Linked DNA regions of Homo sapiens: region 1 is linked to region 2. Evidence: chromatin loops called from intact Hi-C (ENCODE). Cell type or tissue: gastrocnemius medialis. All regions are shown on one strand.

Region 1 (8,000 bases), 820 kb before region 2:
AGCTTGATGTTTAAAATTCAGCTGGAGCCCTTAAAACTTCGAGCGTGGACGCTGAATGGGTTTGTAAAGTTTCGGTAAGTCCCTCCGGAGAAGGGCACTCACACCCATACCCAGTCAAACCCTCCACGCGGCCATCCCCTCCATTGCCTTCCTGCTTCCTCCAACTCATCCTCATCCCCTCTGTGACATACAGGAACCCCCCTCCGGCCTCACCCACATATTTGAATGAATTGCACCCCTTATCATTCCTTTTCTCAAACCCTTCAGGTATCCATTTTCCACAGACATTTCCTCCATTATTTCAACTCTCCACATTCCTCCCTTTCAACCCATCATTAACCCATTTTCCACCTCAGCCATTTCCATCTGTCACTCATCCCCCTCCATCAGTACCTCATTTTCTGTATCAGCCATCTCCCCTCCCTGTACCTCAACAGTCCCCCTCGCCATTTTCTCCCCATTTTTCCTTCCTGCCTCTACCTTAACATCCTCCTCATTCTTCTCCATCAAAGGCAGTGCCATGCCATGGGGCTCCTTTGTCATTCCAACACGTGGCCTGTGGGTAGGGGGGAAGGGAAGGAGGGAGGAAAGCAGAAAGAGAAAAAGGAGGCAGATCCTGAAAGAGCTTGCCCTGTGTCTGCGGAGGCAAGAGATGTATGGGCCTAGAGCAGCTAGCAGGTGGGTACCAGGGAGGAAGCTGGCCGGGTGTGGAGGTAATGCAGGGACACCAAAAGGAGGTGGGTGGTTGGTGAGCCGTTCCACTGGCCCTCTGCCTGGAAGCTGCTCTCGTTCTCTAGGGGCACCCTCTTGGTGTGCTAGGGTTCTTTCCCAGTCCCAGGGGAAAGAAGGTGTGGGTTGAGGCAGAAATGGCAGACCACCCCCCCCCGCTCCCTCTCAGACGGCTTTTGCTGCCATTTCCGAAAACGGTTGCCCCCCCCCCCAACGAGGTGCTCTTTCTTCTCTGCCTCTCCCAACCCCACCCCCCACCCCATCTCCCCCACAGACGTGACATGCTGGTGGGGGGCAATGGGGGAGTACCCGCCTTTGTGGAGCCTTTTCTTCGTCAGAGAAAGGTGACTCCCAGAACCATGAGTCAACCCAGCCACCTGCAGCAGGGCCTGTGGGGGCAGCAGTGAGGGCCATTGTCCCTGCCCACCTAGGGCCTTGGGCGCCTCCCCCTTACCCGGTTACAGGCCTCACTCCTGGAAGGACACCCTGTACACCTCCCTGCTGTGAAGCAGTCAGAGGCAGAAAGGCAGGTCTCAGCTGTGGCTGCCAGCCTAGGACATTGCTAGAAAGACTCTGGTTCTCCTGGCTTTGGCAGGGGTTGGCCAAGTCTCAGAAGGGCTGAGAATGGCTTCTGGCCATCCCCCAGAGAGCTCTAGCTACAGGAAAGTCCCCCTTCCCCTGATATCCACCACAGACACACCGATAGAGGGAGACTGGAATGGAAGAATTCGGGTTGTACGTTTCTCTTATAACAAATGCTCCTGCACCCACCTTAAAAGGGACTCAGAGGAATATGGGTCTGATGATGGGCCGGATCCTAAACCACAGGGTGGACTGGGGGCGTAGGGTGAGGCTAGGAGAGGTATTAAGGAAATGGTGGTTGGTTAGTGCCCAATTGTCTCCTAACAGCTGGGGTTGAAAAAGTCCTGTCCCCAGGATGCTTTTGTTCACTCACACTGGTGCTTAGGCGGCACAGCCCTCACAGTTTTGTGTGTAGACGCTGGCAAATGAGTAAAGGGAACTGTTGCCCTGGTTGGGGGAAGGATAGTGTCGCCCCCCCTGCTAATGAGGGAGTTGGAAACAGCAGTTTCCAAAGGCTGTGAGTCACCCTGTGATCTGAGTCACACGTGAGGCTTAGCATCGTCAGAGGGGTGGGGGCGGGGAGGCCTGGGGTCTCCGATGGCAGACAGGACTCCAGACACCCATTCCCTGACTCAGTCTGGCTGGCCAGGACAGCTGGCGGAAGACCCAGGCCTGTTCCCGGTCCTGGGCCACTGCCCCAGCTGCCCTCAGCCTGGGCACCATGCCTGAGGCGTGGCGTAGGAGACCACGATGCTCAGGTGACCTCACCCGTTACACTGACCTTCGCCAGCTCCTGTGTGTGGGTCGCTCAGTCCATGGTGCCACCTCGCTCAGCAGGGCCTCTCAGGGGTCCTCAGTCTGGCCCAAGGACCAGGGCCTCAGCCTAGCCCCAAGAGTGGGCCACAACCTTCAGCTTCCTGCTGGGAAAACCCAGGAGGTGAGGACGGAATCACAGAATTCTAGAATGTCAGAGCCAGAAGAGATCATCTAGTCCAAACCTTTCATTTTACAGATGGGGGGACGCAGGCCCACAGAACAGGCATGACCTGCTGAAGGTTACCCAGGGAGTCATTTAGGGATTGCAAGATCATCAGGAACAGGGCTGGGGCAGAAGAGAAGGCATCAAGTCTTGGCCCTGGGTTTCTTTCAGAAACAAGGAGACCAGTGCTGGTCCAGTGGCTGTGATGGGAAAAGATTATTACAAGATTCTTGGGATCCCATCGGGGGCCAACGAGGATGAGATCAAGAAAGCCTACCGGAAGATGGCCTTGAAGTACCACCCAGACAAGAATAAAGAACCCAACGCTGAGGAGAAGTTTAAGGAGATTGCAGAGGCCTATGATGTGCTAAGTGACCCCAAGAAACGGGGCCTGTATGACCAGTATGGGGAGGAAGGTAAGAGGGCAGCACTCCAGCCCAATCCCGGACCCCTCCGCTTGGTAGGGGTCCCAGGTGCACCAGTTTGTGTAGCGGGGAACTGGAGGCTGTGGAGGGGGTGAGGGCAGCAAGGGTTTCCAGCACTGTCACCCAGAGAAGAGAGAAGCCCACCCACTACCCAGCTCAGCTCACCCTAGTTCTCCCCGCCTCTCTCTGCCCCCTCCCTCCTCGGGTTCAGGCCTTAGAGAGGTCTGAAGCAAGAGCCAGAGGCCTTCCCCGCCCTTCTTTCCTTCCCAGCCTTATTAGTCCTGCCTGAAGTCTCCGCTGCTTCATTGGCTGATGAGGAAGGTTGGGGAGAGGGAGTGTGTGGCTCTCTGAGGACAGAGCATTTACATTCATCAGCATAAAAGTCTGGCCCTTAAGCAGCCTGGGAATTAACTACCAGAGCTCTGAGCAGAAATGGTTTTCCCCTTCTCTCCCCCGGCCCTGCCTGCTTCTGGCCAGCAGAACAGAGGTGGAGCTTTGCCTCCCAGAGGAAGTGGCAGGGATCCAAGGGTGGACGGGGAACTGCTGCTGGCATCTTCCCCCTTCCCTGGGGTAGCTGGTGGCCATGGGGTGGGAGGCAGGAAAGGCCCAAATAAAGCCTCTGAGAGGGAGGCCCCTCCCAGCACATCCCACGGCCATGATGTAGCTGCTAATTCTGGGCCTGCCCCTCAGGGCTGCCTGCCACCCGCCAGCCACAGGCACCTGTCAGGCTATATTAAGAGACATTGTCACGCTGAGGACTCTCCTTCCTGGGAAGAACTGTCCTTCCTCCCCAACAGAATCCACCTTTCTTTCACATTCTCCTCCTCTTCACCCTCCCCTTTCTATCCTCAAAACTAAATGGGCTAATCATATGTAGATAAGAAGGTTATTTTCTTCCCCTCCTCCTGGCCTTGTGTTCCATGCCCCTCTGTGAACCCTCATCCTCCCAACTCCCTTTTCCTATTCTCCATGCTGCCGGTTCCTTCCATTCTTCCTGCCTACCTCCTAGACGTGCCAACTCCCAGATTCACCAGATACCGGCTGGAACCCCCAGTATTCTTTCAGCTAAGACATTTTTCTCTCTGGCATGGAGGGATGGGAGGGATAGGAGTGGAAAAGAGGGAAGCAGTGCAGACACCATGCCACCATGTGACCTGTCTTGGAATTGCACCCATTCCTCCATTCAGCCTCACCTTTGTTTAGAAAGAAGGCAGGAGCTGGGAGAGCTCCCTTGAGATACTTCACCCCTTCTGCCTAAGTGAAGGGGTCCAGACACCAGGTTCTGATGCAGAACCCCATCCCAGGAAGGCCCCTGAGGATGCGGCATGGCCTTAAGGGGACCTCCATGGCCTGGGGAGGGAGAAGCAGCTTAGAAATGTTGGTTATATTTCTGTCCACCCTGCCCAATCCCCAGCAGCCATTTATTATAGAGCAGTTATACACACAGACTCTGTGTGCAGCTCCAGCTAGGGACAAGTTGCTCCCAGCTTGAAAAGGGGGTGGTAGTGGAAGAATAGAAATCCCTATAGAGAGAATTACCCCTTCCCATCATCATCAGTCCAGCCTCCCTCCCTCTCTCACTGAGCTCTGCCAGGCTGCTTGAACTCGCTTGATAATCAGCCCCTCGATAGAAGGAAAGGAGAGATCCTAGGTCTTGGGGGAGGGGTGAAGAGGCAGCTGCCACAAGTCCCTGAACCGTCTGCCACTTGGCCTCTCTAGTGAAACTCAAATCTGCCCTTGTGGTCCCAGGAAATAAGAGGCTAATTTAGGCTCAGATCTCCATGATCAGTTGAAATTCTAGATAAATGGCCTCAAAGAGAAGGGTCTCTTTCCTAGCCTGGACCCCACCCATAGTCTCTGTATTCCGGAGCAGTTCTCAGTGTGAACCGTCTCCCCACATCCCCCACTACTGCCAGCACCCCCTCCTGTGCATGAAGGCTGCCTCCAGGAATCTGAGCCCCTTAGACAGGACCTGACAGAGAGAGCAGCTAAGGTCACCACTGCCATGTGCCAGCCCATTCATGCATTTTGGTTGCTCAACATTAGGTGTGGGGTATGGCGTTTGCTGTTGTATAACTCCAGGGAGCTCCATTCCCATTGTAGTCTATGTCTGTACAATGTGTGAATGACACTCCCTAAAGTTGTGTAACACCGAGCAGAGTGTGGGAACAAAGCATTTAAAAACTTTTTCTAGAAAAATAGCTCTTCATCTCCAAGCTAATGAGCTTTCCCACTTTTTAAGGCTTCCTGATTTCCCGTTTGAGCAGGGGCCAGGGAAAGAGGAAACACTGCTAGAAGCAGAGTGAAAGTGGTCTTCCTCCCGGGTTGGATCCCTAGCCTATTTGCGACTGTTCACTTACCAGCCCCCTCTGTGGTCACATCCTGTCTGATGGCCCCTTGTCCTATATGTCTTTGGAGATAAGCAAAGATTTGGGAACCAAGTATCACTTGTAATGTGACACCAGGCTAGTCATTCAAGGCTTTTTGAGACATCTTTGGACCATGAGTATGTGGAAAAGATTACAGGACTGGAAGTCACATCCTCTAAGTCCTCTAGTCCTGGCTTTTCCACCTATTGGGTAAGCAAGCCTCTTTGAATCTCAAGTTGTGCATCGTTATTAAATATATAATTAGGAATGGAAGATAATCTTGCCAGAAGCCTTTCTTACTCTATTAGCCTGGCCCTCTCTGTGGGATTTAAAGGTTGCTTCTTTCTTTAAGCCTGTGAACTGGGAGCTAGAGGGCAGGGGGAAGACACTGGGATTGGGGCCAGAATAAGCCACACTGCCCCTAACTTCTCCTCCCCTCTAGGCCTGAAGACCGGCGGTGGCACATCAGGTGGCTCCAGTGGCTCCTTTCACTACACCTTTCATGGGGACCCCCATGCCACCTTTGCCTCCTTCTTTGGTGGCTCCAACCCCTTCGATATCTTCTTTGCCAGCAGCCGCTCCACTCGGCCCTTCAGTGGCTTTGACCCAGATGACATGGATGTGGATGAAGATGAGGACCCATTTGGCGCTTTCGGCCGTTTTGGCTTCAATGGGCTGAGTAGGGGTCCAAGGCGAGCCCCAGAACCACTGTACCCTCGGCGCAAGGTGCAGGACCCCCCAGTGGTGCACGAGCTGCGGGTGTCCCTGGAGGAGATCTACCATGGCTCCACCAAGCGCATGAAGATCACAAGGCGTCGCCTCAACCCTGATGGGCGAACTGTGCGCACCGAGGACAAGATCCTGCACATAGTCATCAAGCGTGGCTGGAAGGAAGGCACCAAGATCACCTTCCCCAAAGAAGGCGACGCCACACCTGACAACATCCCTGCTGACATCGTCTTTGTGCTCAAAGACAAGCCCCATGCACACTTCCGCCGAGATGGCACCAACGTGCTCTACAGTGCCCTGATCAGCCTCAAGGAGGTGGGGCCTAGTCAGGCTGTGTGTGTGTGCTGGGGAGATGGTGGGGACATTCCCTCTCTTCCCGCCAGCTGGCACATTCTTTCCCCACCTCAGTCTATTTCCTTCCTTCCCACTCACCTTACCCCACCTTTTCCTCACTTTCTGCTTCGTCTTTCCCAGGCGCTGTGTGGCTGCACTGTGAACATTCCCACTATCGACGGCCGAGTGATCCCTTTGCCCTGCAATGATGTCATCAAGCCAGGCACCGTGAAGAGACTCCGTGGGGAGGGCCTTCCCTTCCCCAAAGTGCCAACTCAGCGAGGAGACCTCATTGTTGAGTTCAAAGTTCGCTTCCCAGACAGATTAACACCACAGACAAGACAGATCCTTAAGCAGCACCTACCCTGTTCCTAGGCTCTGCCCCAGCCAGTCCAGAGCCTACCACAGCAATACCCCCAACACTCACTCCACTCAATGTGCACCCAGCTTGATGTCCACTGGACACTGGCAACTTTTTCTAAAATGCAAAAAAAAGCCACTGGTTTTCAGGAAAATGTTCCTGTCCCTGACCCCTTTTAGAGCTGGGCTGCCTGGGGGGAGTGGGAGGGAGGTGGGGAGAGCTAGCCCAGGCCAGGGGTCAATGTTCATGTCACTAGCTTTCAATCCAGTTTCCACTGCAGTGGCTGGAGAGTGACCTGAGTGCTACTTGAAGATATGTAGAGATTCCTTATCCATGCCTGTACATAGCATGTCCTCCTCCCCTCAGCTTTGCTAATACCAGTCCCCTCCCTTCCCTTTGGCTTCCTGCTGTTGGGGGTGGAAAAGACTAGAAAGGACATTGCTTTCTCAGCCCCACCCCCAGGTCCACAGTGTCCAAGGTAATGGCACACATATTCATGCACAAGAAGCACTCACCTAGAGCTGTCTGTGCCTCTCTGGGAGAAAGGAGAGAGGATAAGAAGGGAAAGTTCACAACCTGTGAACAGGGACTTGAGCACGAGACACTTTTCATCTGGAGCAGGGGGGTGAGCTCCTCAGCAGCCTCCGTAACAGCTGCCCTGCCTACACCTGCAGAGCTGGAGGTTCTGTCCTCCCTGCTGCTCTCAGGAGTGTTCAAGGGTGGAGGGCAGGGAATGGGGCCTGAGGTATTAAGGCTAAGAGGTGGGGGACAGGGCCCATCTACCAGCCTTCATCAGGAAGGGAAAGGGCTTTGGGGTCAGGTGGCAGCTATTCCCCACCAAGAGATTCAGGGTCACAGGTTTTTCCCCACACCTCTGAACTCAGGGCCTAGCCACCCCCAAACTTCCAAATCCCACTTTTGTGATATGTGAAGCTACTCATTTCTTACCCTTGGAGGCTGTGTGGGGAATTTCCAGCCCTTTTATGCCTGTGTGATCCCACCCCACCCCCATAGTTGTATAAAGGTCATAGTGAAGAAGCTGGGGGAAGACTGCTTCAGCCAGATCCTGGGGTGGGGTCTTTAGGTTTTCTCACTTTGACAACCCCCGAATGTTTTTATAGTAGTTTTTTTGTATTTTTTTGTAATGACAGTATTATGTAAAAAATAAAGTATTTTAAAAATATGGCATCTGAGCAGGAGCAACAAACCTGGGATGGGGGTGGCTGAGGAGGGCCACTGTCATCCTCCCTCCCGGGCTCTGGTCACCTTTGAGAAGCCCAAGCAGGCCCTCAGTATAAGCTGAAGCTGACCTCTGCCTTCCTCGAAGCCTCCTGGGATTTCTAAAACTTATACTTCAAACACAGCACAGACAGAAAGTACCACTCAGCTATTAGAAGAAACATCTATTTGGGAAGGAAAAATATCCCTGCTCATGAGAGACAGAGACCATTGTCTTCAGATGTGCTAGCATGAAAACAGATTTTCTCTTCTTG
Region 2 (8,000 bases):
GTGGCTGGTACGAGTCTTTCTGGGTGGTGCTGGAGGGCATGGGTGACTTTAGTTGCATAGTCAGCAGTCCCCGGTGTCCGTGTCGGAAGAAAAAACTCTCAGAGCCATCCTGCATGCTTGGGACTTGATCCAGGTGGTTGGTGGCTCTCTGTGGATCCCAAGTTGAATGACTATAATATCCCTTCTGGTACCCACCCTCATGTAAACTACTGCCTCCCCTAAGAAACTGAGGGCAGCCTTCAAGAAAAGGGAGCAGGCCAAAACTTTAATACCTCTTCCTCCCAGTTGTAGAGGAGGCACTGGCCCCGCGGCAAAGTTTCATAGCAAACCATAAGCTTCCCTTTAATGTCTGGGGGTTTCCATAGTCCTCGGGCACCCGGTTCTAAGACTTGCAAAAATTCCCAAGGTGGTTGTTTCTGGGGCTCCCAGGGGCAGTGCTGACTCCAGGAGGTATAGTTAGGGACCCGATCTGCCACCAGGTTTCTGAACCCTGGAGGAATACAGGGGCTGAGCTCAGAGTCAGGGCCAGTGTCTGGACCAGGCCCAGAGGCAGGACCAGGATGAGAGCCAGAGCCATGACCAGGACCAGAGCCAGGACCAGAGCCAGGACCAGGACCAGAGCCAGAGCCAGGGACAGAGCCACAGCCAGGACCAGAGCCAGAGCCAGAGCCATGGCCAGCACCTGAGCTGGAACCAAGAACAGGCCCAGAGCTAGAGCCTGGAACAGGGCCAGGATTAGAACTATGGTCAGTTGTAGTGCAAGTGTCCTGAGCAATACAGGAAACATAGACGGGCTCAAAGCCAAGACTCCCATGGGCTATATTGTGGGTAAAGCCGGGTCCCGCACAGGGCTCCCCAAGAAGGCTGGGGTCAGAGGACGGCTCCATGAACTCAGAACAGGGCGCTGGGGTCTTTGTAGATAATGCAGCTGCTTTGGCAGTGGTGAAGGCTGCAGTAGCTGCAGCAGCTGATGCAGCCGCTGCAGCTGCTGCGGTTGCAGCTGCCAGGGCCGACCTGGGACTGTCATCTGAAGAAGGAAACGGTTCCGAAGTGGGCCCCAGTCCTTCGGAGCTGGGCTGTATGTCTAAAGATCTGAAAGAAAGCAAACACGACATGGCTGTCAAAAGCGCAGCAGAGGAAGTCAGCTGACCTTCCTCGTCCCCTTATGCCTGCAGCCAGAGCTGCGGCTCTCACCGCGACCGCGACCGCGATCCCTCCGTAGACTCGTTGGTCTCCATCTTCAGACTCCAGCTACTGGGTTGCCATAGAGACAGCAAACAACTCCTGGAGCCTGCGCAGAAGTACAGCTGGGCGGACTTGCAGGTGGCGGTGGAGGCAAGTCCTCTGCGGGGCGGAAGTCTTCAGCCTAGTGCTGTTAGGGAGGTCCGCTTTCCGGTCCCGGCGGCATTCCGCCTCAGACGGGGTTTTAGGGTTCCGCTGGCTTAAGACCTCGCCCTCCACGTCCAAACAGTCTTTGCGTGCGGTTTTCTAAGATGATGCTTTATGGGGATATGTTGGAAACAGGCACAGGGTTGTGGCATTAGATTACAGCCTACTTGGTGTTTGCTGAGAGGCAAGTAGCTTCCCCTTAGTTTGCTTAGTTCATTCTCAAAAGTGAGTGGGGTCTTTAACAAATGTTAAGGATGAAAATAAACAAACTAGCTTGAGCAAAATGGTGAGACGTAGAATAGTGAAAAGGCAGCCGCTTTTGTTTGGGTGTGATTACTCCTCCTCTAATAAAAGACCCTCATATTGACCACCCTCCTCCTAAGCGCCCTTAGAACCTGGTTTGACCTCTGAAGAAGGGCCAGGATTGGCTTTCAGTTTCTTCCTACTCATTTAGGCTCATTCCTACTGTTACTTTTCTAGAAGCTTGACCTAGGGTGGACCACTTGTCAAGAAGACTTACATATCTGCAGGCAACATTTAACCACAGGTTGGACCTCCTCAGTGTCTTTCACTCAGACCAGTCAAGGGGCATCATAGCCCTGAATCAGTTTTCTTTCCCCTTTGTGGTATAAAATTTTATATTAAAGACAGGAGAGCATAATTAAGGGAGAACAGTTTTATTAGCATCACAGGGTCCATTTTTCCCTTTCCATCCAAGCATCCAGAGTCTGGTGTCCTTTAATCAGTTGGCAGGTTCAACCTGGAGGCCACTGGAGCTGCCGGCCCCCAAGTACATGAATGTGCAGATGATACACAGATTGTGCACCCAGCTTCCCATCGTTGATCACTGAAATTGAGCTTGGGGTTAGGGAGTCAGGATCATGGCAGAGGTCGAAGAATGAAGATCATATTGAGAAGTAGGAATGAGAATTCATAGGTGAGGGACCAAGGGCCAAAAGTCACTCACCAAGTCGGTATCCATCTCCCAGGCCCTCAGCCTTTGCTGTCTGCTTGGCCACAAGGAGTAGGTGTCCTAGAAGCTATAGAGAGAGCGGAGGGACATAGGTGGCTTCATTCATAGGGAGCAAGACCTCTAGCTGGGTCCAGGGGCTCCTCCCAGCCAAACCCTGGCCCTGTTCTTCCCACCTGCTGGTCTTCTTCTTCAGCCTGGCTAATCCGAGGAATGGGCTTCTTAGGAATGACCAGGAAGTGCACAGGAGCCTGAGGGGCCACATCACGGAACACAAGACACTGGGGGAAGTGACAGGCCAGAGGCCACGTTACTTCAACAGGTTGGATGGTATCTACAACATTCCTAAGGGGATAGGTCCTAAGAGCACCCCACCTGCTGGTCCTCATAGAGAATGTCAGCTGGGAGGCTCTTGTCCAGGATCCGGGAGAAGATGGTTGGGGCTGCTCCCCCAGGAGTTGCCTGCTGGGCCTTGGCCACTTCATTCCCATCAGTCACACCTGCAGCTCCTCGGACCTGAAGGTGGATCGACCATATTCAAAGGAGGGAGCTGGCAGAAGCTGGGCTCTGATAGTTGTTAATTTCGTCCTTCTAATAACCTATTCATCGTTCCCACCCAGGAGGAAAGTTCCTGAATTTCAGAGCACCAGCAGCAAAGGGTAGGGCCAGAAGGTGCTGGACCTGGTTAGATAACAGGCGGTATTATTATCAGGATTCAGCAGTGCAATTGATTCCTGCTCATGTGTCCACGAAATATAGCACTGTTTAGGGAAAGGATCTAGAATGAGAGACTGGGGATTTTGGTCTCAGTTCCTACCTTACCATACCACTGAATTACCTCAGATAAATTCCTTCTCTCAGCTTCTAATATAAAATAAAGGGATGGTTTCCATAATCTCTTGCGATGGCTTGAATCTCTTTCCACTCTCACCTTGTTAGTACATTTCCACTTATTTCCGTTACTTGTTTTCTGATCTTTAAGCCTTGTCGCCTGTTTTATTTAAGTTTTAATGCAATCGCCCTGTTTGACACTAGTTGACCCCTCATCTGGGTGTCACATGTGACTCTGTGAATTTTAACTCTTGTCCCTTGAATGAGTGGAGGTAAGAGTTCAGCTAAGTGACCTCTGCTCCCCTAGCCCCAGGGAACTTCGGGTAAGGGATTCAGAGAAGGCTGATGTCATTGCATCACGTTGGGGGAGAACGGGACGGAATGAATTCTCTGACCTCCGAGCCGCTTCTGGCAAGTGCAGAAGAGAGGTTAACACTAGTGCTCATTAGGAGGCCAGAAGCCTGAGGAGGGCAGAGCACTGGCTCCAAGAAGAGAAAGCTCATTTCCTGCAGGGGGCATCGGGCCAGCTGGGCTGCAGGCAGTGGAAAGAAGGCGGCAGCCGCTGCACTGACCCTGTCCCGACCTCGGCGCCCCGGCCTGCGCAGGGCGGGAATCAGCACCAGCTCGTTCTCCGGAGCCACCAGTTCGACCTCACCACACAGCCCCGGAGCTTGTGCCTCGGAGGGGCAGAGGCCACAGGCAGGAGCTCTGCGCGGCTCTGCGCGCCTTCGGGACCCCCTGGCCCCGGATGGCTTCGGAGCCCGCAGGACCCCCTACTCGCTCCCGCGCCACTTCTCACCTGCCCCCCGCGCACCCCCGTGGCCGCCACGGCTCTGCGCGCCGCGCGCAACCCAGCAGCCAGCACCACGGCTGCCGCCATCTTCCCTGAGCCGCGGGAACCTCTCACCCGGGTCAGCACTCGGCTCCGCGGCCGGCCGTGGGTGGGGACTCCGGGCGCGGGGAAGCGGGGTAGTGGCGGCCGGGCGAGCCCTGCTACCCCATTGGAGCGCGCCTCTGAGCACGATTCACCCCATTGCCTCTGCAGCCACTTTGGAGGCGGGCTCTTTTCATCTCATTGGCTGCTTCTACCAACGCGAGGACAATTTTCCATTCCATTGGTTTCGTCTTCTAGTCCGTGTGAACGTTCTTTTCCCATTGGATCCCCTTACTAGTTTCTCTGTGAGAGAAACTTCCACTCCATTGGAAGGATTAATGGAGCCTGGAGGTGGGATTTTCTCCTAGTTGAATCTGATACACAACTCTGGCTTCTAGGTTGCGGCTCCCGAGTGGGTGGTTCTTTTCGTTCTTGGTTCGTCCTCTTCAGGTCTGGTTCCTATTGGTGCGCGGGGAGAAGGGGGCGGGGCTCCGCCACCTGCTGCAGAAAGGGCTGTTTTAGACCCTCTCACCGCTTTGGCCAGGAGGAGGGCGGGGCTCTGAGGGCATCCGGCGCTTATTGGCTCCAAGAACCACCCGGGGTGGGGCTAAAGGTGAACGGGGATGAGGTGTGTTTTTTTGTGTTTGTTTGTTTGTTTTAACTGGCGGGGCTGATGCGCAGCATTTTCTCCACAAGGGCAGTTTCAGTCCCTTGAGCATTTTGGAGATTTTAATGTACTTATCTAAGGGAAATTCTTCCTTAATTCTATGTTCTTGTTAACGCATTCACTCCATAGATTAAAAAGTCTGTGGTTTTTGCATTTTTTTTTTTTGAGCAGGAGGAGATAAGAGTGTCCTATATTTGCCGCACAAGAATTATAATAAGCAAAGGAGTATGTATTCATTGTTCTTTTCTAATCGGAAAAGGTGTGTGATACAGTTAGCTCGGTGCCTGGTGTTTTCTTTTTTTTTCTTTTTTTCTTTTTTCTTTTTTTTTTTTTTTGAGACGGAGTCTCGCTCTGTCGCCCAGGCTGGAGTGCAGTGGCGCGATCTCGGCTCACTGCAAGCTCCGCCTCCCGAGTTCACGCCATTCTCCTGCCTCAGCCTCCCGAGTAGCTGGGACTACAGGCACCCGCCACCACGCCCGGCTAATTTTTTGTATTTTTATTAGAGACGGGGTTTCACCGTGTTAGCCAGGATGGTCTCGATCTCCTGACCTCGTGATCCTCCTGCCTCGGCCTCCCAAGGTGCTGGGATTACAGGTATGAGGCACCAATAAGTCAGGTTTGCACTGCTGGAATATATATTTTTGACATAAGAAACGTGGGGTCACAAAATACTAATATTCTCAGACGCTAGGTAAGTTTTAGTCTGATATCACATAGGACAAGTTACCACTGTTTCTTTGGTTTTTCTTTTTTTCTTTTTTTTTTTTTTAAACACATGACCTGATACATATAGGTGGTCAGTAATTGTTGAATGAATAACATTTGGTGTTTCCTGTCTTTTTTTCATAATATGTAATATGTATTGCATATGATACTAACCCATGTGTAATCAATTTTTCATATTTTTACAGTCTACGTAAATATAGTTTGTATTGGCTGCTTATTATTTCCTTCAATGAGTTTATCATAGTAATCCTAACTCTATTGTTGACTATTAGTTGAATTAGTTTTAGGTGAATGGTTATCATGGGGCATATAACCACTGTTGGGGAACTTTGCTTCTAGAGATATAACAATCTCTTTTGTATAGCTATATTATTGTTAGAAAATCCTTTCTCCTCTAAAGGGCAGACATTTGATTCTGTGATTTTCCCCAGGGATCCTAGCAGTCCAGATTGCATTCCTTCCCTTGGAGGAACAGATGGCCCCCCTAATTGTGAGGAAATGTAGAATGGCCTCTTCTCTGGGCCCCAGAGGCTGCAGTTCTCTGTGGTGCCTCTGGGACACTGGGAGACCCTAGAGTTGCCCTGGAGAAGGGCGAGAGATAAGTGGATCTGGGATCTAGGAAGAGGAAGGAAGCCAGTCTGGAGGATAGGTGGATACAAAGCACTTTGAAATTAGTTATTTCTTTGGTTCTCATAGAAAGTAGGCAACACAGAGGTTATTCCTGTTTTACAGGTCCAGAAACTCAGCCTAAAGAGGGACAGTGACTTGCCTGGGTTCACAGAGCCCATTAGTGCTGGAATCTCCTACTCCCATAAGAACCTATGGACTCCCTTGTGACTTCCCACATTCACTGATTTTGATCCTTGGCCCACAGTTTTCTCTACTTCAAGCACTTATCACCTTCACTTGCCCTCATCTGAAAGATGTTATGCTCTGCAGCCTCTGAACACTGTCTCTTGTACTCCAACCCCTGCCCCTACGTCTGCTACTGTACCTCATTAGAGACTTCTCTTCCTTTGACTGCTCCCTTTTTCAATCTGTCATTTGCCTCCTGGCATCACTTTCTTTCCCTATTGGTGCTGTATGCTCCCTTCACATCCTCATGCCTTCTTTTGCTTAGTTTTCCTGATCTTCCTCCCTGACACCCTCACATCATCAACCCATTAAATATTTGGATTCTCTGCTTCTCTAACTAGGTTCTCACTTCCAACTGTGCCCGAATCCTGAACTACCCACTGATGAGGTTTTTCTCCAGTTCCCTACATTAGCCTTCCCAAACCTTCCCCTTTCTCTTCTTGTCTCCTGCTCCCTACTCTTATCCCTCTTCCCCTGGACCCCAGCCATTGGCCTTATCTCCTACTTCACAGGGCATATAGAAGCCATCAGAGGGGAACTTCCACAGGTTCTTGTTCCCTGAAACTCTAGGAAGGCTCCATCCTCTTCCTTCGTCTTGGTCATAGGAAGTGGTGTTTCTCCTGTCCAGAGAAAATCCCTTCACCTCTGCTTTGACCTCATCCCTTTCCTCCATCTCTGGGATCTTGTCTCACCAGGCATCTCTTCTCTCTCTTCTGGGTCCTTCAAGGTCCTTTAGTCTACTGGCCTCTTCCCCTTTTCCTTCCTACAAAAGTACTTCCTTGACTCCACAACTCCCTCTGGATATTGTCTGACTTTACTTTTGTACTTTTCATCCAAGCTTCTTTAAGAGACTCCTTGAAACTCACTGCTGTTTGACTCCTGCCTCCACTGCACCAGTGTGAAACTGCACTCTCCGATGTTCCCAAAGATCTTCTAATTGCAAAACCCAATGGACACTTTTCAGTCTTTATCTTATTGGTGCCCCAACTGCATCTAACATCACTTCCCACTCTATCCTTCTTGAAACTTCCTCCCTTCTTGACTTCCTTGAAGCCACTTTCCTTCAACAGGCAGCTTGAATGTGAGTGTGATGGAGGCAGATGGCCAGATCCAGGCTTTCTCCTGTGTCTAATAGGTGTCAACTCTAAGTTATTAGGCAGTCTCTCCCTGGGCTGGGATCTACCTGCCCCATATAGAGCCAAGTCAGGTTCCAATGACTCCTCTTTTATTGCTGATCTGGGCCAGACTCACAAAGGCCTGTGCCAGTTGCTGACAGTGTCTGTCCCTGGAGGAAGAAAGAGCAGAGGTGAAAGGGTCAGGTATGGGGGTCAGAAGGGAGGCCAGGCTGGAGACCGTGTGAACCAGGGAGCCCCGGGGGACTAGGGTGGGAGCTGGGAAGGCCAGAGGGCCCCTGTATCTGCAGGGCCTAGAAGTCAGAGTTGCTGAGGATGGCTTCTCGGAGCACAGCCATCTCTGCAAAAGGTACATAGTCTGCTCCTGGGGGTGAAAACCAGTGCAGATGTGGGATGCAGGTAGGTGGGTGGTGGGGAGGTGGGCTGAGGGAGCGCGCTAGTCCTGGAAGGGATGGTTGAGGATGGGAGTGCCTTCCTGCCTGGCCTTCTGACTACAGACCCTGGAATGGCCCCCTGTCCCAGGTTTCTGCCTCACCGCGAGGCCTTCCTCCTCGT

The links. Peaks named below come from ENCODE experiments on the same cell type or tissue, not always from the same donor. Only the 100,000 strongest peaks of a DNase experiment are listed, where the experiment ranks them.
Region 1: it touches region 2 in a loop (2.5-fold over the local background); 4 of 110 quality-filtered maps call a loop at or near these places.

What each region holds. Positions count from the first base shown.
Region 1 is chr9:34,990,739-34,998,738 of GRCh38, forward strand. DNAJB5 (DnaJ heat shock protein family (Hsp40) member B5) reads left to right here. Exons shown (of 5, transcript NM_001349723.3): 2 at 1-74; 3 at 2,462-2,706; 4 at 5,527-6,128; 5 at 6,288-7,690. The coding sequence ends at 6,521. Among named protein-coding and RNA genes, the nearest start is that of DNAJB5, 5.0 kb to the left of the region's middle. RefSeq lists enhancers at 1-121, 122-1,051, 1,714-2,008, 1,982-2,911, 3,842-4,771. In gastrocnemius medialis, CTCF peaks have their summits at 1,138, 1,390 and 3,876; DNase peaks (open chromatin) are centred at 1,223, 1,973, 3,303, 4,723 and 8 weaker places; H3K4me3 peaks cover 5,733 bases; H3K27ac peaks cover 8,000 bases.
Region 2 is chr9:35,810,910-35,818,909 of GRCh38, forward strand. It overlaps SPAG8 (sperm associated antigen 8), which reads right to left and starts at 1,353. Exons shown (of 7, transcript NM_001039592.2): 1 at 1,195-1,353; 2 at 273-1,092; 3 at 1-148. The coding sequence starts at 1,238. It overlaps HINT2 (histidine triad nucleotide binding protein 2), which reads right to left and starts at 4,133. Exons shown (of 5, transcript NM_032593.3): 1 at 3,990-4,133; 2 at 2,735-2,875; 3 at 2,536-2,640; 4 at 2,357-2,429; 5 at 2,051-2,236. The coding sequence starts at 4,070. The coding sequence ends at 2,145. FAM221B (family with sequence similarity 221 member B) reads right to left here. Exons shown (of 7, transcript NM_001012446.4): 6 at 7,981-8,000; 7 at 5,482-7,597. The coding sequence ends at 7,560. RefSeq lists enhancers at 871-1,427, 1,122-1,171, 4,326-4,505 and silencers at 3,946-4,265, 4,596-4,775. In gastrocnemius medialis, CTCF peaks have their summits at 2,733, 3,721 (motif pointing right) and 3,924; DNase peaks (open chromatin) are centred at 1,322, 3,653, 4,232 and 4,552; H3K4me3 peaks cover 3,192 bases; H3K27ac peaks cover 4,644 bases.